Linked DNA regions of Homo sapiens: region 1 is linked to region 2. Evidence: chromatin contacts called from ENCODE Hi-C or POLR2A ChIA-PET data. All regions are on one chromosome and are shown on one strand. Each heading gives the region's core, a stretch centred on a gene start or an enhancer-like site at or near the end of the contact. The rest is flanking DNA. Distances are from core to core; before and after follow the strand shown.

Region 1 (5,105 bases), core at 1,856-4,355, 73 kb before region 2:
GGTGAGTGACGGTGAGCTTGTCCTGTCGGCCTCTCCCACCCTTTCCATTCTTCTTTAAACCTTGATCCTCCCACTCCCATTTGTGACCCTAATAACCACAGCCTATCCCCCCATTCTTGATTTAACAAGGTGTCACCAGAAAAGTACCCCTTGATAGCCTTTTGGCAGGCAGATATTAAATATGGCCTAAAACCACTTGGAGTTAGGACCACACCAATATATTGGCCTGCACTTGGCCTTTTTTTTTTTTTTTTTTTTTTTTTTTTTGAGTTGCTATTTCAACCTTCCTAAGATTCCCAGGGAGGTTTGGGTCCCCATGGTGAGTCCAGTTCTACATGGAGTTATTTTTTCCCAGATCCCAGAAAAAGTTATACTTTGGGTAGAGGTTTGAACTAGAAAACTTTTAAGTCACTTTTTCTGTGTGTGTGTGTGTGTGTGTGATGGAGTTTCGTTCTTGTCATCTAGGATGGGGTGCAGTGGCACAATCTTGGCTCTCTGCAACCTCTGCCTCCCCGGTTCAAGCAATTTTCCTGCCTCAGCCTCCCGAATAGCTGGGATTACAGGCACCTGCCACCATGCCCAGCTAATTTTTGTATTTTTATTAGAGATGGGGTTTCACCATGTTGGCCAGGCTGGTCTCGAACTCCTGACCTCAGGTGATCCACCTGCCTTGGCCTCCCAAAGTGCTGGGATTACAGGCGTGAGCCACTGCTTCTGGCCCCTTTAAGTCACTTCTAACTCCTCAGGCTTAAAATTATAAATGAAGTGGGGAGGAGATAGTTGAATCTGCCTTACCAAATCCATCCACAGGAATGATGTCAGCAGCTGGAGCTGTGCATCCTGACAAGGAAATTTCCACTCAGGATTATTAGTGTTAAAAGGTTTGGCCAATGCCCACCTCATATTCCCACCAATATTTACTAATTTATTGGGCCAGGCATTGTTGTAGATGCTGAATTGTCTTTTCCTCACTCGTTTCCCCTGTGTCTATGGGCAATTCTGATTTTGATTAATATACAGACTACTTTTTTCTAGAGCATTCTAGAAATGACAGGATTCAAAGACAAATGCCTTCCTGAAAAAACATCACTGCAGTATTCTTCTTCGTGCCTCTCCATCGCATAGGAAAAGCATCTAACTTGCGTTAAATCCATCCAGGGTGCCTATTGTTCACCACGGGGCCAGGGCCATGTTGGGTTGACAGGGCAGAGGGTCCTCGTTCCTTATTAGAAGCCATGGAAAAGATGCAGGGACTAAGTCTCACCACTCCCAGGATGGCAGACAGGGTGAAGGAGATGTTGACACGGGTAGGGATGCTGTAGTTGGTGAATGGACGGAAGGCCTTTCTGTCAAACACTGCTTGGAAGACAGCAGGGTCAACCCCATGCTGGTCAAAGCCTGAGCAATTGATGGTAAAAGCGTCGCCTCTTCCTATAGAGAGCAGAGACTCCGTGAGAGAGGGACTCTATTTCCAGGGCTGGAGTCTCTCTGCAGAGAGATAAAATAGGGGACGTACTGAGAGGAGCAGGTGAGCCCCTCCTTCCCATGCCAAGACTCCCCAAGGCCATGGTTGGGGAGGATGGGCTGGGCTGGTAGGCAAATGGTGGAAGTGGATGTGGTGAGCTGAGGTCAGGGCTCTATTCTCATTCCCATTGCTTCATCCTCATGCAAAGTTTGCCCAAATCTGTATGAAAACTTGGCCTAAGTGCAATGGCAGCTACTTCCAGGAGTCCTTTAATGTACCCATCACAAGACTCTTGGCTCACCTAGCAGTAGAACTGCCCAAAACTTGTGGTCCAAGTCACCTAAAAATCGATGCTAATGTATTTCTCTCTCTAACTCTTAGGATCTTAAGTCTACTGAAGGCAAGAACTGATTTATCAAGAGGATAAGAGACATTTTACACAACTGCACTCACCAGGTAGATATGAGAAACACGGTAGGTATCTGACTGGGTGCTTACCTTGGTGCTATGCATTTATTTTGCTCTTCTCAGATTTAGTGACCTCAGTTGTCTCGTGGGTTATTTCTAGCATCGGGATCATGAGGTGACATCACTGAGCATACAGCATTTGTTCAGTCACAAAGTGAGGCCGGTGTGCCGGGCGCGGTGACTCACGCCTGTAATCCCAGCACTTTGGGAGGCCGAGGTGGGCGGATCACAAGGTCGAGAGATCGAGACCATCCTGGCCGACATGGTGAAACCCCATCTCTACTAAAAATACAAAAATTAGCTGGGCATAGTGGCGCTCGCCTGTAATCCCAACTACTCAGGAAGCTGAGGCAGGAGAATCGCTCAAACCCGAGAGGCGGAGGTTGCAGTGAGCCAAGATCGTGCCACTGCACTCCAGCCTGGGCGACAGAGCGACACTTCATGTCAAAAAACAAACAACAACAACAACAAAACCACAAAGTGAGGCCGGTGCAGATATTGTCTCTCGGCCATGGCCAGGGAGTCATCTGGGTAGTACCTGAGTGGCATCTTTGCTCCATCGCCATCATTATATGGTCCTTTTCTCTGCCTCCTTCTCTCTATCTCCATCTCTTTCCATAATATTTAAGGTATGTGTCCAGATTGGGAACAAATATTACCTCATGGAAGCAAAATATCTGCTCATTTCCACCTCAGATTGTCCCCTCCCTCAGGGCATGTTTAAAATCAGTGGCTACTCTTCTCATAGATATCATGTCAGGAGAAACAGAGACAAGGAGAGGGGGAAGAAGGGTGTGGTAGTGGAGCATCAGAAGTCAGTGAAAAGGTGGAATTGGAGAAGTGGTGAAATGAGACAGTTTGATAGATCCCTGTGCAGGCAGGAACAGAGAAAGTCTGTGTGCACTCATCAGTGAACTGTCTTTCTATCTGTCACCAAAAGGAAATCAGGACACAGACATTATGGAAGAAATATTTAACACATTAATTCTGAATGCCCTCCAAGTGCTAGAGGTGAGTCCAGGTGTCCCTCGGAACCACACTCTGGTCTTCCCTGTTCTCGTCCCATCTTACCTTGAAGCAGAAGACTGACAGTGAGGCAGAGGAGGGCACTCTGCCTTGCAGGCCACCCTCCTTCCATTCTTCTTTCTGGACTCTTCTCTGGGGATTCACCAGGAGCTCCCAAACCCTGGAGCTTAAAGGAGCTCAGACCACACCCTGGTTGCTGGTTTTGAATACTACTCATGGCAAGTGACCACTCCCTGTGACAGCCTGTGACCAGAGAGGTCCCAGCCAAGTGTCCTGCATTGGCTCTGCCCAGATGCACCTTCCGGGCTCCAGGCAGGCAGGAAATTGGGCGGACACTAGGGGAAAAGCATTCTATTTGGCAGCTGTGTGCTGAGATCCAAAACAAAATAACGTGCCTTAATGAGAGAATGTAGGCTGGGGAAATTAGGATTGTGTGCTTCCAAGACCAGGGAATCTGTGTGCACCAAGACCAGGTGCAATACTTAGTGATTTGGTTATGAATACCAAAGTATCTTTTTTTTTTTTTTTGAGACAGAGTCTCTCTCTGTCACCCAGGCTGGAGTGCAGTGGCACGATCTTGGCTCACTGCAACCTCCACCTGCCTGGTTCAAGCGATTCTCCTGCCTGCCTCAGCCTCCTGAGTAGCTGGGACTACAGGTGTGTGCCACCACACCCGCCTAATTTTTTGTATTTTTAGTAGAGACGGGGTTTCGCTGTGATAGCCAGGATGGTTTCGATTTCCTGACCTCGTGATCCACCCACCTCAGCCTCCCAAAACGCTGGGATTACAGGCGTGAGCCACCGCGCCCGGCCCCCTTACCAAAGTATCTTACAGCTTTTGTTGACATTGGAATTATTCCAAATGCCAAATTATAAAGCTTGGTTCATACCTTCATCATCTAGTGTCTATGCTTTTCCAGTAGCCCCTAACTAGATTTCCTCTTTACAGCGTCTCTGCCTTTCTGATTTATTCTCTCCAAACCAATGTTCTCCGTATAATTTTTAGGCTATGCACTGATTACATGATAATAGAACTCATAAAATTAAGATAGTAACACTTTGTGCTGTCAATAGTGTTAATATATAGCATTATTGTAAACTAGTAATCTCAGCTAACATCAATATCATTGGCATGTGTTAATATTATGTCTTATGTCACCACATTCCTATTAAAAAAAATTGGCTCAAATGAATGAATTGGAGCATTTTTATTTCAAGTATCTTAGCTACGTTTCCAGAAAGACTTGGACAGTTTTTCCTTGCAGAAAGGGTGAAGGGCCAGATGTAGAATACAAAAAAAACTTTGTTCAGAATTAGTGATCATGACAGCCCTAAGTAGAAAGTGCTGAGAAATGCAGGAATGACTTAGAGGCCCAAAGTAGGAAGGCACAGGAGAGGGCTGCAGTGGATTCCATTTGAGGTTTGCGGTAGCTGCAGTCCTTCAGACCTACCACCTCTGCAAGTAATTTCTTCCCTGACTTGGAAACTTGGCCAACTTGAGCCAGAGGTTGAAGGGAAAGAAAGAATCAAAGAGGGGAGAAAGAGAGGCAGAAAGGTGGCTAGAAGTACTGGAGTGGAAGGAGTGAGAAAGGGAGGAATAGAAGGGAACAGAGGAATTGCTAGAAAACCTGCTCCAGGCCAGGCACGGTGGCTCATGCCTGTAATCCCAACATTTTGGGAGGCCGAGGCAGGAAGACCGCTTGAGCCCAGGAGTTTGAGACCAGCCTAGGCAACACAGTGAGACCCCATCTCTACAAAAGGTAATTTTTTTTTTTTTTGAGACAGAGTCTTACTCTGTCACCCAGGCTGGAGTGCAGTGGCGCAATCTCGGCTCACTGCAACCTCTGCCTCCTGGGTTTAAGCGATTCTCTGCCTCAGCCTCCCGAGTAGCTGGGACTACAGGCACGCGCTACCACGCCCAGCTGATTTTTGTATATTTAGTAGAGACGGGGTTTCACCATGTTGGCCAGGATGGTCTTGAGCTCTTGACGTCGTGATCCACCCGCCTCAGCCTCCCAAATTACTGGGATTACAGGTCTGAGTCACCGCACCCGGCTAAAAAGTAATTTTTAAAAGGAGCCAGGTGTGGTGACATGTGCTTATAGTTCTCACTACTTGGGATGCTGAGGTGAGAGAATTGCTTCAG
Region 2 (4,951 bases), core at 1,854-4,353:
CTCTGCAGGTGGTGTTAGACATATGCTACCTGAGGTAACATGTTTTCATTTTTGGGAGGGAGTCGGGAGTGGGGCGGGCCCATGGGAGGGTCTCTGGATTTTTGATAGCCTGCTTTGTTTGCTCTCTTCTGTACTATTAAACTGCTGATGTTTATTTTCAGGAATGTTTTGCAAATGCACTTCTCACTCTTCCCCAGTACAACTGTAGGTACACTGTTCCTTTTTATCAAATAAGCACGTTTGAAACGATCCAAAAAAAAGGTCTTAATTTCATGTAAACAAATGTATCCATGTGTGGAGATACTGGAATAAGGTCAAAGCTATACTTTTGAATGACCATGTGTTTAGAGTTAATTTCAGCTCATTGATAGGTTTATGTTACATTAGAAAGAGTAATGGTTTTGATGATGTCCTGTAAGGAAGAAAGTTTGCAATTAGACCTAGCTCCTGCAGAATGCCCTGAGTAAGTTACTGCAGGCAGCTTGTAATAATTGGGTCTTCCAAAGTTTTGCTTTGCTTGCGCACTGGTCCCTGAGTGGAGCTGCCTACTCTTTCTAACTTAACATAAAACTATGGCATTGTGTGTGAGTGCCGTGGAGATGTTGACAGTGGTGTGTGTCTCTCCCTGTAGGCCTTCATGGTGAAACACCTCTTGGAGTATACCCAGGCAACAGAGTCTAACCTGCAGTACAGCTTGTTGTTAGTGCTGGGCCTCCTCCTGACGGAAATCGTGCGGTCTTGGTCGCTTGCACTGACTTGGGCATTGAATTACCGAACCGGTGTCCGCTTGCGGGGGGCCATCCTAACCATGGCATTTAAGAAGATCCTTAAGTTAAAGAACATTAAAGAGAAATCCCTGGGTGAGGTGAGTGAGGGGTGTTTGCTTCACAGCAGAGAGCAACTTCCTAGCTTGAGGTTCATTCCTCTAGGGCCCTGCCTTATCCTTTATCTTCCTCCTGAGACAAATGAACCGTGTCCTTGCAGGGTCCCCTCACTACTCTTTGTATCTTATAGCTCATCAACATTTGCTCCAACGATGGGCAGAGAATGTTTGAGGCAGCAGCCGTTGGCAGCCTGCTGGCTGGAGGACCCGTTGTTGCCATCTTAGGCATGATTTATAATGTAATTATTCTGGGACCAACAGGCTTCCTGGGATCAGCTGTTTTTATCCTCTTTTACCCAGCAATGGTGAGTAAGCCTCCCAGCTGAATCCTGGCAGCTTCTCCTTAGGAGATGAGTTACTTCCATTGGGTTATAGTAGGCATTGCTGAGGTCTCACAGCTCTGATTGGAAATTTCCTCAAAGCAGGTTCAATCTAGAGCTCGATAGTGCTTGCTCTATAGGGACAGAATTTTGACTTGAGAGGAGGTAAGGTGTCACTTGCATGAAAGAGAGTCTGAATGAGAAGGTCAGCTGGTGAACCCTGTCCCACTTGACATAGGAGTGTTTGAGTCACTGCGTTGGAGTTGGTGCTAAGTGATAGGGCCCTCCTGCCTCCCCTTTGGAAGCACTCAGTCTCTGTGGTCACTATTGAGAATAAATACTTTCTTGTCTTCATTGCCTTATAAAGAGATAAGAATTCAGTAATGTTTTATTACAATTCAATAGGTCACTTTTATTAAAGACAGTACGATTACATAACATTTGGCCCATCCTAGCAAGCAGGATTATATGCTCATTTTATTGAGAATGACCTTAAGCAGATTAGGTAGTTCTCAAGTTTGAATGAGCTTTAATTTGGCGTGGCATCGCTTTTCCTTTCAGATGTTTGCATCACGGCTCACAGCATATTTCAGGAGAAAATGCGTGGCCGCCACGGATGAACGTGTCCAGAAGATGAATGAAGTTCTTACTTACATTAAATTTATCAAAATGTATGCCTGGGTCAAAGCATTTTCTCAGAGTGTTCAAAGTGAGTTTAAAGATTTTGTATGTGCATGTGGTAGAAGGACCTTGGATTCTTTGGGTCTTATAATTCACACACTTTGCTTTCTGAGCACATTACGTACTAGGACTAGTGTCTAGTATCGTAGGACATAATATCATAGAATCTTTGTGTTCAAAAGGGATCTTAGAGGTTTGAACCCATAACCTCATCTCACTGATGAGGAAATTGAGACCTGGGAAAATGTTGATTTTTCCCAGTTAAAACACAGCTAGTTAGGAATAATCCAGTTTCGAAGCCCCCTGTGTATATTCTCATCCTGCCCATGATTTTCCAGCCTGGTCATGAGGCTTTCACAGAAGACAATATCAAATTACTACTGAGAGCATCACCTTTGCCCACTCTACTCTGTGGTTTCACGGGAAATAGTTTGTGGCCCTTGAGGTAAACTGGGAGTCAGGATGGCTGGATGCTGGTCCTAGCTCTGTCAAACGTGTAAGTGCCCACAAAGCTAGGAGAAATGGCACAGATGGGGCATTCAGAAAGATCTCAACACAAATTGAACCAGTGTGCCTTGAAACAGGTGAAATTTAAGTAGTAGATAATTAAAAACAAACACATAGATACTTAATTTAAATAAAAGAGATGAGGCTGTTGGTGGACCATAACCTCATCAGGAGCTGAGTCCAGTGCTGTGAAACAGTCAATGCATTATAGTTGGAGTAGAAATACAGTGTTCAGGCCAGGCGCCAGTGGCTCACGCCTGTAATCCCAGCAGTTTGGGAGGCTGAGTTACGTGGATCACCTGAGTTCAGGAGTTCAAGACCAGCCTGGCCAATATAGTGAAACCCCGTCTGTACTAAAAATACAAAAATAAGCTGGGTGTGGTGGTGCATGCCTGTAATCCCAGCTATTCGTGAGGCAGAGACAGGAGAATCGCTTGAACCCAAGAGGCGGAGGTTGCAGTGAGCTGAGATCACACCATTACACTCCAGCCTGGGTGTCGCAGCGAGACTGTCTCAAAAAAAAAAAAAAAAAACAAAACAGTGTTCAGAGCAAGGCAGCTGTTGTTTTCCTTTCATTGAGTAACCTTCAGGAACATGATGTCCAATTCTGGAATCTACATTTGATTTATGAGGGCTGTTAAGCTAAGAAGCATCCAGAGGAGATGAGCACTCAAGAGGTGCCCAGCAGTGGACGGGGCTGCCTTGTTAAGCAGTGAGTTTGTTTCTACTAGAGTGGAACAAATGGATTCTGAATGGACATCTGCCAGCAGGTTGATGGCAGGATGGCTGCCACTGGTCCCTTCTGGCTCTCTGATTCTGTAGTTTTATGATCTTTTTTCTGAAATTTCCCTCATCCATCAGCCCCTGACTGGTTATCTTTACCTGTATGTATTAATTTGAAAAGAGTGTTCTTACTCATTATAGACATGGCCAAGGTGTATAATACATGTTCAAGTAAGGAGTTCAGTGTTTTTATGTGACTTACAAGCTAGCTGTGAAGATAGTTCCCAATGCCTTAGGCAGTGGTAATACCTTTAAGGTCAGTGTATACCCTCTTAGAAGAATTAAGTATTTGCCAGGTACAGTGGTACATGCCTGTAATCCCAGCACTTTGGGAGGCCTAGGCGAGTAGATCACCTAAGGTCAGGAGTTCAAGAGCAGCCTGGCCAAAATGGCAAAACCCCGTCTCTACTAAAAATACAAAAATTAGCTAGGCGTGGTGGCACAGCCTGTAATCCTAGCTACTCAAGAGGCCGAGGCAGGAGGATCACTTGAACCCAGGAGGCAGAGGTTGCAGTGAGCTGAGATCACACCACTGCACTCCAGCCTCGGCAACAGAGTGAGACTCCCGTCTTAAAAAAAAAAAAAGTATTGGCCGGGCGAGGTGGCTCATGCCTTTAGTCTCCACGCTTTGGAAGGAGAGACAGGATCACTAGAGCCCAGGAGTTCAAGACCAGCCTGGACAACGTACTGAGACCTCCTCTCTACAAAAAATAAAACATAACTGGGCATGGTAGTGCACATCTGTGGTCCCAGCTACTTGGGAGGCTAAGATGGGAGGATCACTTGAGCCATGGAGGTTGAGGCTGCGGTGAGCCGTGATTGTGCCACTGCACTCCAGCCTGAGCAACAGAGCGAGACCTCGTCTGAAAAAAAAGTATCTTATTGTTCTGCTTCCTGCTCCACGGTCTTCAGTACACTATGGTTGCTTTGCTAATATGGGGGTTGATTTTGCAAATATTTAAGAAAAATCATTCTGCCTATAGAAATTGTATTTCACCTATCTTCTTCCGGTTGTCATTACTGCATTTTTATATGGAAGCTTCTATCCCACTGCCAACATACAGCAGGCACTCTGGGAAATGTTAGTTCCCTCCCCACTGCCCCTTTTTTTTTTTTTTTTGAGATAAGGCCTGGCTTTGTCACCCAGTCTGGAATACAGCGGTGCAATCTCGGTGCACTGCAACTTCCACCTCCCAGGTTCAGGCAATTCTCCGGCCTCAGCCTCCCAAGTAGCTGGGATCATAGGCGTGTACTACCACACCCGGCTAATTTTTGTATTTTTAGCAGGGACGGGGTTTTGCCGTGTTGGCCAGGCTGGTCTCGAACACCTGACCTCAGGTGATTCCCCCTGCTTTGGGCCTCCCAAAGTACTGGGATTATAGGCATGAGCCACCGCACCTGGCCTCTTAGTCCCTCCCTTTTTAATTCTCCAGTGCCATTGTGTTGTCTTTCCTATTAATTCCTTAGGCAAAAAGTCAACAACAACCAGGTAAGCAAACACAACTGCCAATTATAGATACAATTAATGTGTTCATTCCTTCTCAACCTAAGAAATTTACAAGAAGAATCAGAAAAAGGTATCATAGAAGATGATGATTGAGTTCATACATAGTGACTGCTTTCTGTTAGATTCATTCCTGTCACTTGATCCATTTCAAACCTCAGCCTTTTATACCAGCTTTAGTGGTAGAGTTGATAGTCATAGGTGTTGAAGGGTGGCTGGAGACCTACAGAGTCTTGTTTGGAGGTGGAGGAACAACATCCCTAGGCTTCTTTT

Evidence for each region. A loop is a pair of places that touch in the nucleus more often than their neighbours do. ChIA-PET counts read pairs that join two places held with the same protein, here RNA polymerase II (POLR2A).
Region 1: a loop to region 2 is called in a map of endothelial cell of hepatic sinusoid, with 4 times the contacts of the local background. The contact joins the promoter of HTR3C here to the enhancer-like site in region 2. A Hi-C loop is called at or near these places in 1 of 168 maps with a recorded cell type or tissue (endothelial cell of hepatic sinusoid). POLR2A ChIA-PET finds 5 or more read pairs at or near these places in 1 of 52 experiments (Panc1).

The regions. Positions count from the first base shown.
Region 1 is chr3:184,051,047-184,056,151 of GRCh38, reverse strand. HTR3C (5-hydroxytryptamine receptor 3C) reads right to left here and starts at 3,105. Exons shown (of 9, transcript NM_130770.3): 1 at 3,005-3,105; 2 at 1,265-1,431; 3 at 796-840. The coding sequence starts at 3,071. RefSeq lists an enhancer at 1,351-2,550.
Region 2 is chr3:183,978,688-183,983,638 of GRCh38, reverse strand. ABCC5 (ATP binding cassette subfamily C member 5) reads left to right here. Exons shown (of 30, transcript NM_005688.4): 6 at 632-865; 7 at 1,015-1,188; 8 at 1,765-1,912. Among named protein-coding and RNA genes, the nearest start is that of ABCC5-AS1, 25 kb to the left of the region's middle. Within about 2 kb of position 3,103, at least 4 of the 41 ENCODE cell types and tissues checked have a DNase peak (open chromatin) inside an H3K27ac peak, as active enhancers do.